Linked DNA regions of Homo sapiens: region 2 is linked to region 1. The links are chromatin contacts, found by Hi-C or POLR2A ChIA-PET in ENCODE. All regions are on one chromosome and are shown on one strand. The core of a region is the stretch at or near the end of the contact, and the rest is flanking DNA. Distances in the headings are between cores, read along the strand shown.

What was found. Hi-C counts contacts between places; a loop is a spot of excess contacts on that map. ChIA-PET counts read pairs that join two places held with the same protein, here RNA polymerase II (POLR2A). Pooled maps may share reads with other maps.
Region 2: a pooled map shows a loop between it and region 1 (2.7-fold over the local background). The contact joins the enhancer-like site here to the promoter of ATP5F1E in region 1. A Hi-C loop is called at or near these places in 1 of 50 pooled maps. POLR2A ChIA-PET finds 5 or more read pairs at or near these places in 3 of 52 experiments (A673, H1 and WTC11).

What each region holds. Positions count from the first base shown.
Region 1 is chr20:59,030,255-59,037,232 of GRCh38, reverse strand. ATP5F1E (ATP synthase F1 subunit epsilon) reads left to right here and starts at 4,898. Exons shown (of 3, transcript NM_006886.4): 1 at 4,898-5,013; 2 at 6,804-6,930. The coding sequence starts at 4,982. The coding sequence ends at 6,927. PRELID3B (PRELI domain containing 3B) reads left to right here. Exons shown (of 6, transcript NM_016045.3): 3 at 1-42; 4 at 473-543; 5 at 660-762; 6 at 2,107-4,088. The coding sequence ends at 2,226. It overlaps SLMO2-ATP5E (SLMO2-ATP5E readthrough), which reads left to right. Exons shown (of 6, transcript NR_037930.1): 2 at 473-543; 3 at 660-762; 4 at 2,107-2,261; 5 at 6,804-6,930. RefSeq lists a silencer at 4,655-4,944 and an enhancer at 4,965-5,104.
Region 2 is chr20:58,625,339-58,632,161 of GRCh38, reverse strand. No RefSeq gene overlaps it. Among named protein-coding and RNA genes, the nearest start is that of LINC01711, 6.0 kb to the left of the region's middle. Within about 2 kb of position 4,586, at least 2 of the 41 ENCODE cell types and tissues checked have a DNase peak (open chromatin) inside an H3K27ac peak, as active enhancers do.

The sequences.
Region 1 (6,978 bases), core at 3,649-6,148:
GTTGATCCTGTAGAGAAAACAATGGAACTTAAATCTACTAATGTAAGTCTTGGCTCCCTTTTGTTTCATTTCGAACTGTCTGGCTGAGTTCTTTGTCCCTCTCCTAGTTGCCGTAGAAGTGAGTGCGTGTTCATGATGTGGTTCAGAGAATCCCTGCTTATGTGCTGGCCTAACTTGGCCCTGGATGTTGCTTCCTTACCCTTCCTGCTCTCATGATCTTGCCTATCTCTAAGGGGATAGCACTCAATAAAATGAGTTTGGGATTATGTGTATTATCATTATTATACTTTATTTCCTCAACTTTGCTTTTTAAATAAAAAGTAGGCAGTGAATAGTTTATGCAATAATAGCAGCGGTTTATTTGTTGTTTTGTATGTTTAGTAAGATTTTGGCTTGTGTGTTGATTTTAGCAACATTTTGAATCTTCAGTTCCAAAATGATTTGATCTTTTTTTTTTTTCTTCATTCTGTAGATTTCATTTACAAACATGGTTTCAGTAGATGAGAGACTTATATACAAACCACATCCTCAGGATCCAGAAAAGTGAGTAAAAAATATTTTAACAAATGTATCGTAAAGGGTGTTTAAGGTTTTTTTATCAAGTTTTTTGAAAATGAAAGCTGGGTCATCTGAACCTGTGTGAATATGTTTTGTTCCAGAACTGTTTTGACACAAGAAGCCATAATTACCGTGAAAGGAGTTAGCCTCAGCAGTTACCTTGAAGGACTGATGGCAAGTACGATATCCTCAAATGCTAGTAAAGTAAGTGAGGCTGCTTCTTGGTTATTATTCCCTGGTTCATTTCCTGGGAATGGAATGGGGTGCTGACTGCATGTGTGTCCTTGTAAGCTGACCCTTGCCCATTCTACCATAGGAAACTGCAGCACGTTGGGCAGTTACTTACAAAGGCTCTGGGTTCACATCCAAGCTCTAACTTTTAGCCTTTTAACCTTGGGCAACTAAGTTAACCTTTCTATGCCTCAGTTTCCCGTTTTTAAAGTGGAGATTACCCGTTTTACAGGGTTGGCGTGGAGTGAATGAGATAACATATGGAAAGTGTGTAGCCTGAGGCCCAGCACTGAGGAAGTGCTCGATGATGTGTAGCTGCGTGTCATTTAAGGCACTGTTTCTCAACCTTTTTTCACTGTTGTCTCCCCCACAACTCGTTTTAGACATTTTTTCCCTAATTGCCACCTCCATTAAGTCATATATCATATACATATGTGTGGGCTTTATACATAAAAGAGGGAGATTTTTTCCATCCCCCCAAGAACCAATTTTTGCTTATTGAGAATGCATGATCTGAAACAGTAAGTTTAGAGAAAGATGCCATGCACTGTTACATAACACATGGTGAATGTGGTTATCAAGAGATACTCATGGATGCCTTCTCTGTGCCATGCAGAGTGCTAGGCTAGACAGGGTATACAGCAGGGAGCAAAACAAATGTGGTCCCTGCCCCCGTGGAACTAAGAGGCAGGTGACATTAATCATACAGCATGTAATTAGGAAAGAAAAGGTACAGAAAGGTATGAGAGTGCTTATTGAGTGTTCAGTAACTGATGTTTCTGCTGACTGCCAAATGGGGGCAGGTGGATTGCGAGGGGTATTCCAAGAAGAGTGTTCTAGGTGGAGGAGCTGCGTGTGCAAAGGCCCTGAGACAGGAAGTAGGGAATGCTCTGTTTTTCAAGGAACTATATAGAACACTAGGAGAGAAGGGGTGAGGAGTGAGTTGAGGACCAGATCCTGCAGGACCTTGCACAGGATTTTGGTTTAAAATGTAAAGAAAAGGGATTTGACCTTCTTGCCCCTAAAAAGGGGACCACTATAATCATGAAACAAATAAGACATTCTGTCATTTAATTGTAGATTCATTTGAGAACATCTTTTGCATACAAAGTAAAAGTCAGTTTATGGATCAAGCCAGTTGCTCAAGGCATTTGATGTTTGCTAAATAACATTAGAAAAAGCCAGGACAAAAACGATCTGTCATCCTGAGATTGAGTTAAACTTGTCACGCCCCTTGTTACTTCCTGGTGTGTCATTAGTTCGATATATGCCTTTGCTCTCCCTCAGTAACAATAAATGTATTGGATTTTTTTTAAGGGCCGAGAAGCAATGGAATGGGTAATACATAAATTAAATGCTGAGATTGAAGAACTGACAGCCTCAGCAAGAGGAACCATAAGGACTCCAATGGCAGCAGCAGCGTTTGCAGAGAAGTGATCGTGACAGTTGGTAGACAACATCGGGTACTCCAGGTCTCTCCAAACTGACTATATATTTATTTGTTATTTTAAAAATACAACTATATTTTGGGTAGTTTTTTTTTTTTTTTTTTTGATAAGTTGGTGTAAGGCTATGTGACTTGATCAAAACAGATGCAGGGCCTCTAAATAAAAGGGATCATCTGAAATTAATGTTGTTTGAAATTACTATCTGATTTTGAGGGTTCCAGTATTTCTGTGAAAATTCAACAAGAACTCCTTGGAAACTGGTATTGATATTCAGTCTCCTTAAGGTAGATTTTTCAAGCTTTTCATACATTGGAACTCCACCTGACTTTGGACCAACCCCAGAACAGAGCAGAGCCACCTCCTATAGACGCCCATTGCCCTGCTGCTGTACACTTCAGCAGCTTGCACAAGGGAGCTCACTTAAAAGGAGAAATTGTGTAGTTTTAAAATATATTTTGTGTAAAATACCTTACTATGCTATAAACCACCATTAAAAACCAGTGTTTTGATTTGGTACTTAAATATTTTTGGAGTGAAAATTATCACTAAAGTAACATGACTCCAACAAAAGTATGGTTTCATTATAAAAGAGTACTGTATTGATTTGCCCAAGTTTTGTAACTTAGTAAAGGTATTAACTTCCTTGGATTTGTACTTTGTGATTTAGTATGCTGTATCGTGGGCTGGTTATGTTAACTGAAAAAAATAAAGTCATTACCTGAGTTTTGCAGTGCTCTAACTTAAACAGAAGAACAGCTGTTCACATCTTTTAGCATTTTACATTTGCCTAACTTAAAAATTGCCATGTGTCAAAATCATGGTTTTGTAATTGCTAAGGCATGATATGTCAGGTTATTTGAATATAATTACTTTTTGAAGTAATTGTGACCACAAAACATCTTTTTTACATGAAGGAGCTGTGTATCATTTGAAATTACTCAAATGATGTCTTGCTCTGAGGCATAAATCCCAGGTACTTAGTGTTTTTAATAATATGGTGCCACTGCAGGATTTGGGGGCGGTGGGGAAGAACAAGCATAATGGTAGGGGGAGGCTTGGCCTGAAACTAACCACTGAGTGAATTGCACTGCAGGTTTTACTTAACGGGAATTCCTTATTTGGGATGTCAAGAGGGCAGCTGCAAACTGAAAAACAATCCAGTAAATGTACTTTGTTTTATGTATTGTAGCAGGCAATTAACTACTAAATAATAGCTTTGACATTTGCAATTGTTGCATAGAGACTATTTTTGCTAGAAGATGATTAGCTCTTGCCTTTATTTTACAGTGCTTAGTGTGATAAACTTCTAGTCATGTTTCCTATCCAAGAGACCAGTTAATATATGTACATAAACCACAGAAATAGTATAACACACTATTTTTAAATTATCGTTTTCCTACTTAAATTTTGTTTAGCTTAAGACTTCTTAGGACATTTGTAAAAGCAGGTTAAATTTAATAAGGTTTCTGATTTTTTTTTGTAACCGGAGATAGTTTTTACAAGTGAAATAACATTTCAGCTAAATAAAACATCGCTAAATAATTGATATTTGATGAAAATCTGCTTTGTATAATTTCTGTAAATTATCCTTGTTCTGAAAAAGGTGTAATGCCCTAATATTTTTAAATCCTTATCCTTTGATTTTTTAAAAACTGACCTATTGATAAAACTATAAATTTTCATTTTCCAGTGCAGTTAGTTACCTTTTTAAACATAAATGCACAACAAGCAAATGAATTTAAGAGAACTAAACTGGAATAAGTGTTCATAAATGAAACCCTTGGACTATTTAATAAAGTTGAAATGTGAATTAAGGAAAACTTTTGTTAATAAAAACTTTCTTTTAAGTGATGTTTTTCCTGATTATAATTTCTTTTTAGTAATTAAAGGTGAAGGGCAAAGGCTTTTTTTTCTTTATGAGAGAAACACTTTAATTCCTAGACTGTGAGCCTTCACTGCGTTGGGTTAGTTTCTCTAAATCACAGGCTCTGAGATGAGCATTTTCCCGGCCGCCTGGCAGTTCCCTGTGCCTCCAGTGGGTTTTCCTCACATTTTTCTTCCCATCCATTCCGGGCAACAGTGACAACTGTTGCCTTACCCTCCGTCTTGTCGCACATCGGAAGCAGGTCCTAGAACTACAGAAAACGCTAGGGGGTCCTCCACTGGGTTTCCAGGGTTTAGTGTCACTCCGAGAAAGGGGGTGCCCTAAGAGCCTTTCTAAATCTCAGCTCTCAGGACACGCTTGTCTGTCCACAGATTTAAAAAAGCCGGCGCCGTTTCCCTGAAGCGGGCGCAAAGCCAGGCCCTCGGGGCGGCCGTGCCCGCGCCGCCTCGCGTCCTCGCTTCCCGAAAGCACGCGGCTCAGTGGTCCTTAGCGAGCGGGGACACCCCGGCCTTCTTGCCCCCGTCGTCCCCGCCGGGGTAATACGGAAGGTCGGGGGACACACGCCCCGGGAGCTCTTGGAGCCAATAGGTGGGCGCGGCCGGCCGGCCCGCCCCGGGATTGGCACCCGCAGTCCAGACCGCGCGCGCCCATTGGCTCCCGGCGCCGGGGGGCTTCCGCGGCAGGGCAGCAGGGGCCGTGCTCAGGGGCGGGGCCGGGTAGGAGGCGGTGATTGGCAGGTCCGCACGCCCCGCCTCTTCCGCTTCTGTGGTCTGATCTTCCTGCGGCTGAACCGCCCGGCTGAGCCGACATTGCCGGCGTCTTGGCGATTCGGCCCGACGAGCTCCGCTTTCGCTACAGCATGGTGGCCTACTGGAGACAGGCTGGACTCAGGTAGGCCCAGGCCTCCAGAGGGAAGGGCTTCGCGAGCCGGCCCGCGCGCATCCCGGTGCCCAGAGGTCATGCAGGACACAGAGCAGCGGCCCCACGCGTGACCGGGGTTGGGCCAAGCCTCGGGCGTCGCCGCCAAGATGGCGTCGCTGTGGGCAAAGCGCTCAGGCGGGCGCGGCCTCGACCTCGCGTGGGAGCGCGTCTGTGTCCTGCCTCGCTTCCCGACGGTGCGGCCCAGCACCCACAGAGTGCCCCTGGACACCTTTGTGAATGGCAGGTTTCTCGAGAGAGAGGCCAGCTCTTATTTAGCAAACCTTTTTCTTCTAGAATGGTGCTGGAGCCAGGTGGTGAAAGTAGTACAGTCACATCCACCTCGGGAAACAGGAGATTTCTCTCCACGTGACCGCCGTTAGCAGCTTTGACCTTTAATCCAGCATCGAGGTGGAGCCTTTTACAACTTTACACATTTTTTTTTTAAACTTTTAAGTCCTGTTGATTTCAGGTTTCCTTATGTCTAAAAGGGGTGAAAGCCATAACTGTCGAGAGCCCCTCACAAAGATGAGAGGTGGCTCCTGGAAAGCTCAAATATGGAACCCACTTGAGGACATGGTGTCTCATAGTGGAACCGCAAACCATTGGTCTAGCTGTCACATCCGATTTTTTTTTACCCGTGCACCTGAGTGAGCAGAAGTACCTTGCTCTAGGTGACACACCTTGTTAGTTGACTGGATGGTGTAGCACTTTACATTTTGTGGGTACACTACAGCGGAGCTTCCCGACTTGCTGAGGTCAAGCCAGCGAAGTCTTGTAGAATTGGAAGGATGGAAGGATGATAGTCCCAGTAGTAGATACCGTTTATTAGGCAACCTACCCTGTGATCCATACTTTTTCACACTTGTTTTTCCTCCTCCCAGCTATCAGCAGGACAGGTATTATTGTCCTTTTATTCTGTTGTTTTTTTCAGGTGAGTGAGTAAACGTGCTGAAAAGGTTGAACAGCCTGAAGGTCACCCAGTTAGTAAGAATGGAAGCAGGCATTGGAACTCATACCTCTGAGTCCCCAAAATAAATTCTAAAACATGAGAAAATAGCACCCCTCCCCGCTTCCTGTTTTTCAAAAGTGGGAAAGGTGATCTGACATCTTTTGGAAACTACAGTGTTGATGGGAGTCCATCTACCAAACAGGAAGCAGGTTTTACAGTTTTGCTAGAATTGATGATGTTCTCTAAGCACTTTTCAGTTTGATTTAGAAATCTTCATTAGGAGGTTATTTTCAGTGGCAGACTTGTGAGACAGAATTCAGTATTCTCAGAGAAGAGTTTAAATAATTTAGAACGAATTGTTTTAATTCAAAATAGTTTTCTCTTATGTATACCTCATTTTCCAAGAATAATATAATTAAAGTTTTAAGGAGAGAAATCGAGGAGAGAATTCATGATTCATGTTATAGTCTCTAAACATTTCAGTCTCTTTTTTTCTATGCTGTGGGATTTTTAAAAACATTTATGCATCTTTCATTTTGAATTAATATACACTAAAGAGAAAACACAGTACAAAGAAGAAAAATCAAAGATCATCCATCCAAACACCAGTTAATACTTTGGTACATTTTTTTCTAGTTCTTTTTCTTTGTATAGATACTTTTTGGCATTAGTCATATTTTTAAATCCAATTCTACAATAAGGTACAACCAAACCAAAATAAAAAGTACAGGAAGAAAAGCGAAAACACAGTAACAGCTGTCTGGCTGGAATATTGATAATTAACCATATACCTTCTCTCATTTTCTCCCAGCTACATCCGATACTCCCAGATCTGTGCAAAAGCAGTGAGAGATGCACTGAAGACAGAATTCAAAGCAAATGCTGAGAAGACTTCTGGCAGCAACGTAAAAATTGTGAAAGTAAAGAAGGAATAATCTGTAAGTTATGGATTTATTTAGAAGAACAGTTGCATCTTAAGTTTTTGG
Region 2 (6,823 bases), core at 3,337-5,836, 400 kb after region 1:
GCTCCTTCTCAGTGGGGTCTACTTGCGCCCCCTCACTTTCCGGAATAGCTTTAGAGAGGCCACACATTGCATTTCTTTTCTTTTGGGGCCCGGTGAAGATAAGGTCACCTTGGATTCTATCGTCTCCATCACCATCATCAATTTTCGCTTTGTATTTTGCTGTGTATGTGTGTTTTAAAAATTTGTTTTGTTTCTTAAAGTCTCACTAGGGCCAGAGAGTGTCTTTAGGGCCTTGTAACATTTGCTGCAGGCTGACAGAGGATCCATTGTCCACGGGGCTGGGGTCTTCTGGGGAGATGTAGGTCTCCTTTCTCCTGGGGCCTGGGGCTGGTCTCAGCTGCCCTCAAACCAGGCTTTGCTGGGAAGTGGGCTGCAGAGTGGACTCAAAGAGAGTCATAAACCCCAGGCGGGAATGCAGCATGGGTCAGAATGCTTGGGTTAGAATGGAACAATTGACAGCCTGGGAGATCAGCCTTCTCCTCTCATTCCAGGCCTGACTGTCACAGGCCTCAGATGCAGGGACTGTGAGGAGCTCAGCCTGGAGGGTACGCAAGACCAGGCCTCCTTTTCTTCCTGTTAGGGTCAGTGAGCAGGGACAAGTAAACCAAGGCTCTGCCCTCATGGAGCCCCCCATCCATGAGGCCAAAAACATGCTAACAGGAAGCCCTGATACAGGGTGAGGAGGACTGGGGACAAGGGGAGTGGAGGGAGTGGAGAGACCCTGAGCTGGGGTCCAGGGGGCCAGGAGGAAGGCTTCAGAAGGTCCTGGCTTTTCTTGCTCTCCTTTGCCCTGCCCACCCCCACCTCCCTGGTCCAATCCAGGTCATCTGGGCCACTGTGAAGGCCCCCCACTGGACTTCTGGGTTCCCTCCTGTACCCCTAAACATTCTCCACACAGGAACCAGAGGGAGCTTTTATAAAGAAGGTGGAGGCTGATGTGGATGAAGTTATATCAGATCGTCTGACTTGACGTGACCACAGCAAAGTTTCCATCTCTGTATCTCCCTAAATCCACCCAGCTCTCCGACCTCAACCTTCTGTACTGTCTCACCTTATTCCTTAGCCAGTGAGAGGAGTAGCTGGGACACGAGTGAGTTCCAGCCATGATGGGTACGGTTTGCTCTGAGCTCCCCCAGCCCAGCCCACTCCCCTTTGGAGAGCTCCTTCTCTTCTGGCATTTCTCTGACTACTTTGGGGGAGAGGTTGACAAGGATCTCCACCTACAAATCCTCTATTCTGTGAATACGGTATTTGTATTTGTATTCACACACCGCTCTGGAGACCAAACCAACCAACTTCACCTAGACTCGAAGGATCCTTGACACCGACCAAGGGCCTTTGAAGAAAAGACTTCTCACTGAGGGGATACGTGTCTCCCTTCAGTAGGAAACAGAGCTAGAGTTTCCAGCTTGATTCCAGATGGCTTTGGGGAAATTCACAGGTACCATTTTCAAGTGGCTTCAGCAGCACCAGGCACAGTGTCCCACACATGGAGGGTGCTCACTAGCTATTCTTGTATACCAGATAATAATATGAATAACAAGGTAAACACTAGTGGCTCTTTCTTGGGCCCTTGTGAGGTGCCAGTGTCTGTGCTAAGCATTTTGCATGCTAAACACTTTACCTGTAAAGGCAGGACACAGTCCTACCCTCTGACGGTGATGACCAGACGTGTACGGACCATGGGCACAGGAGACGGACATGGGTGGACATTTGCACAGCCCTCTGGAAGCTCACATCGAGTTAGAAAGACAAGATATTGAAAACTGCACTGCTGATAAGGGTTAAACAGCCGTTTGATACAACAATAGAAGAGATACTCAAGGCAGGGCATGACTAATTGCCTGGCAAATCATAGGGATGATAAATGTTTTAGGAACTCAGAGGAGGAAGCCGTTTCTCCAAGCAGGGCAGAACAGACAGACACCAGGGGGGTCACTGTGCCCTTTCAAAGGGGGCCCATAAGGCTGCTCTCTGAGGAGGTCATTGTCACACAGTGGGGGTTGGAAGGGTGCCCTTTGACCGTTTTTTCTTTTTAAGGACTAGGTCAGTATTCAGTCACCCACTTGCCACAGTCTACCCACACTGGAGTCTTCAGGAAACCAGCTAGTTCAGGGAATTGGAGGAAGAGCGAGAGCATGCTCTTTATTTCCTTTCCCACTGTTTCAACCTCTCCAGGACAAGCCTTCCATCTGCAATCTCCCCTCTAGAAAGTGGCACTGGAATTTGGTGTTCACATCATGTGAGAAAAGGCTGAAGACACTGGCTTGGAGTCCCAAAAGCATCTGGGCCATCTCTCCCTTGGCAGATAGATAGGTCCCACATAATTTTACAAAAACATATCATTTTCATGGTGGTGGTAAGACTGATACGTGTTTGGATTTTGCCCGAAATTTCAAGAGGCTAGAGCTGAGAAGTTCCTTTGAAGCTCTCAGAGCCCTGAATTGTGTTCTGTTTGGGTATCTATTAAGAAAACAGCCATTTCATCACGGCTCGTAAAAATTGGTTCATGGATGCCCAAGGCTTTATCTCATTAAATCCTGTCGCTATCTGTAAATGGTGTTCAGGCTGTTTCTCTGTGAGCAAGGTTATCTGACTGTTTAGAAACTCCAACCCTGGATGGTGAGATGCTGCTATCTGCAGATTTGGGAGAGATGACTGGCATTTCCCAAAATGCAAACAATCTCAAAAAGCTCATAGGCCTGGAAGTGCGGCAATGGGGCAGGGGGCAGCTGCTGCCCAGCCCAGTGGGGGCTGCTCTGGGCTCTGGCTGTCCCCAGCAGTGAGAAAGCAGGTGGCTGATGATAAATCACAGGGCTGTCATCTGCAGAGGCTGGCTGGTGACATCACAGCTGGGAAGGGGGCTTCTGGAGCCAGAAGAGGCCCACAGAGAAGTGTGTTGGTGGCTGAATTAGACATAATGGCTCTACACACACTGTGTCTCTCTTTTCCTCTTTCCCCCTCAAATCTGACTCGAATTTCTCATGAACAAACCAACATCTGCAAAAGCACATCCTTGTCGCCAGGGTTAAGAGCAAGTAAGTGATCCTGGAGCCCCTCCCCGCGCTGTGATGCAGTATTAGAAAGTGGCCACCATGGAATCCTGGCCAGTGCAGTGCTAGGGGGCAGTCAAGGGCCAGGCTTTGGGGTCAGAATTCGGGTCAAGTCCGGCCTATACCACTGGACTTCGGACGAGTTACTCAGCCTCTTTGTCTCAGTTTCTCCACAAGTAAAGTGGGCTTGAGATGAGGACAAAGTCAAACAGTGCATCCCAGGGTCTGGACAGGAGCAGCCATGAGTGGGGTGGTGTCTGCAGGATGAGACCCTCACACTCTGGGAGGCTTCAGCCTTGCTGGGACAGCAGGTACTCTTCGACTGAATCCCCTCTAATTTTTGTCCAAACCATCTAAAGATTTGGGCCATGGTGTTCTTTCCCACAGCCCTCCCAAGGACAGGCAGAGGACAGCTGCTAGAGAAGGGAGTGGCATGGGTCAGCTTGCCTAGAAGTCAGAGGGATGCAGGGGGCAGAGATGGGGAAGGCTGAAGTGCCTATGGGCTTCCTTGGTCTGGCCAGGACCTTGGCTTGGCCCCTGAAAATGGCCCAGCAAGAATTTCCAGGCTGGACACGATGGCAAAGCTGAGAGGTAGCAAGAGCCTGGTGTTTACCGCATAGCCAGGAGCAGCAGTGGGAGGCAAGCGGGGGAGGGGAATGGGGTTGGGGAGTCTGTTGTTCTTTTAAATTAAAAATAAGTTCCACATGTTGATGGTCCCCGAGGAACACGGACTCGGCATTGAAGGCCCTGGCAGCCATGTGAAAGCAGGCCCTTGGGAGGACAGGTCTTAGGGAGAACAAGGCACCAAGTATTTCATCAGTTGTCTGAGTCGTTAGAGGAAAACAATATTCCGTGAGTCCCCTGGCACACAACGCCATCAGGACATGAGGCTGGAAGGAAGTAAGAAGAGAGCCTTCCAGAAACCCTAGACAGGATGCTCCTCAGTGATGAGGTTGGGGAGAGAGAGAGAAGTTCCTAGAAACAGGAGCAATAGTGGCTGCTCCACAGCCCCCAAGGCCCTTTGCCCCACTGGCCACCAGTAATGAGACTGGACCTGGTCTCCACAGACACTTTCAGAGGCTGCCCACCCCTTCTCCCCTCCTGCCAGGATAGAGCCCAAACCCCTCATCTGGCCCCCAAAGCCCTTCAATAGGGAAGCAAAAACCACAGTGAGAGGAGCATGGTTCCAGAGCTGACATGCCCAGTAGGACGCCGGCTCCAGGGGCTGCTGGGTGGCCGCTTTCCCTTCAGGGGATCCACTTCTTCAGCCATGTGGGCATCATGGTGGTGAATCCTTCCCATTGAGTCCTTGTCATGAGCACTGAGTGGCAGGACACCCACGGCTTGTAGAATGCTGCCTGGCACATATAAGTCATATAAGTGCTCATTAGCACACAGTAAGTGCTCATTAGCAAAAGCTTCTAGGATTAGCTTTCTAGGCTTTTCTGCACGCCCAGCGATGTCGCATGCACAGGTTGCCTCTGTTGGCAAGTTCATAAAGATATCACAAACCACATTCTGAGGATACGCCAGGCAGGGGACAAACACACAACAAACGTCATCTTATGCCATTCCTTTGCAAGGTAGGTCCCCTTTCACTTGCCAGAAAACAGGGTCCAGAAGTGGAAGCGGCTTGAGCAAGGCCACATGGCCAGAAAGCTGTGAAACCAAGATCTGAACCCAAGACTAAATCTTCTTATCCACTTCCCTTTTTCACCTCCTCCTCAAATGACTTTCTCTGCCCCGTCACCACTGCCATACCCATGAGCACCTCCCCCACTCAATTGTCCTGGCCCACTCCAAGGCCAACCCCACCTGGAGCCATCTTGGTTCACTCAACTGGAACTGGGTGTCATTCTTCAGCTCCTCCACTGGCTTTGCCCTCCTCCATCTTGCACTACAGTCTCCTGGAGCTGTGTCTGGCTTCCTTCCAAGAAAAGGACCCCCTGGCAGGTAGCTGGCACCCAACCCATAGTGTTTAGTGGAATTAGGAATCACATGAGTCTCATGGTCTCAGAGGGCCGCACTCTGCTGTTGTCCATGGGTGCCACAGACTCTTCCAGAAGAGCCACTTCCACAGATGCAACAGGCCTTTTGAAGGAGCCCAGTTCTCAGCATGAGCCAGGATGGTCAAGGTGAGAAACCTATGAGCCCACACTTCTCATTTCCTTAGAATTTCTTGGACTCTGTGAAGAGGAAGGAAAGGAAGAAAAAGAGAGGCAAGGAGGAGAAGAAAGAACAAAAGAAAGAGAAAGAAGATGAGGGAGAGCAGACACAAGGGCAAAGACACAGCAGGAGGGAGTGAGAACAAGAGAGTCAAGAGGAAAAGACACAGCGAGAGAGACAAAGCAGCCTCCGACTGCGGACGCGCCAGCAGCTCATGCACCCCCAAGAAACCCGGACCTAACACCAAGCTTCGGTCAGCCTTGAGCTGGGAGCCTGGGGGGCTCTGGCTTGGCTACAGAGGAGAAAATCACCCCAAGTTCTCAGTCAAGGGGGGTACCAAGCCAAGGGGAGCGTGCATGGCAGGGAGGCTCAAGCCAACGTGTGGCCTCCTCACGCAGCACTGCAAGGACGCATGGAGCATTGATTCCCAGCATGGCATTCCCAATCAGAAATAGCCAATACCCAAACCTCTTAAAGCTCCTGCCTCTAATAGCAGCATTTCTTCCACTGTCATCAGTGGTAACACACTGATCTATAAAAGGTTTTAAAAGTGCTACAAATAGCTCCTCCAGTCCCCTGAAGTCAAGCTTATTGGGGGAAATGGCTGACTTGATTGCTCCCTGCACAGTGGCATCTGGATGTGATGAACAGAGTGAGCTCATCTCAGGACTTTTAGGGCAGCCTGGGTACTTCCGGAGTTGGGTGGAGAGCCCCCTGGGCTAGCGGCTGCCTGGCCACTGTCCCTCTGCCCTTCACTTCCTTCCTCTCTGGGGTGGGACAAGGGCGAGGCAAGCAAGGTATCATATTTAAGGTGGCACTCACTCACAAGGGGTGCTGGCACAGGGTTGGACTCTGAAGGTGAGCGCCCCCTTAAATTAGTACCCTGGGCATCTCACTTGAGTGGGAGAGAAGGAACACAGGGCTCTGCCCACATGGCCTCACTTTCCTCATCCATAAAATGGGATCACCTATCCCCATCTTGGCAGCTATTTATTGACCTCGTACATTGCACCAGATACTGTTCCAGGTGCTGGGTTTCCAGAGACAGGAAGTACATCTGCACTCAGAGCTCACAGTCCGGTGGAGCAGGCAGAGGGAGGGAGGGACCCCAGCCAAGCACCACTGTGTTGCATGTGAACTCCAGTTTAATAGGTCCAATGACTGCCAGGTGGCCAGGGATACAGGCTGGTGCCAACATCTGTAAAGCATGTGGGAAGGGTGGGGAAACCGTGTCCCAGCAGTGATAGAAAAATGCAGGGACACCGGCTGAGGGGAAGCCAGTGAGGCCGGGCTGCAGAGGGGGAGGGCAGGGCAGGTCACGCCACCCAGGAAGGTGGGCCTGCCTTGGGTCACACTGAGACGTGCAACTTAGGGGCCCTCTCCGCTGTCACCCTTAAGGCTCACAGCCACTAGGCCACTTCCCAAACAATCTGTGATCTGGACAATTCTGAGCTGTGTCTCATCCAAACCTACCTCTCCCGTGTCACTGGGTGCCTAGTCTCTTGCTAAGTGTTGGCAACACATTTTTACCTACACTAAAGAGTCATTATGCTGCTACTATTTCTTCTAGAAAACATAGGTCCATTTTCAACAGGGCAGGCTTT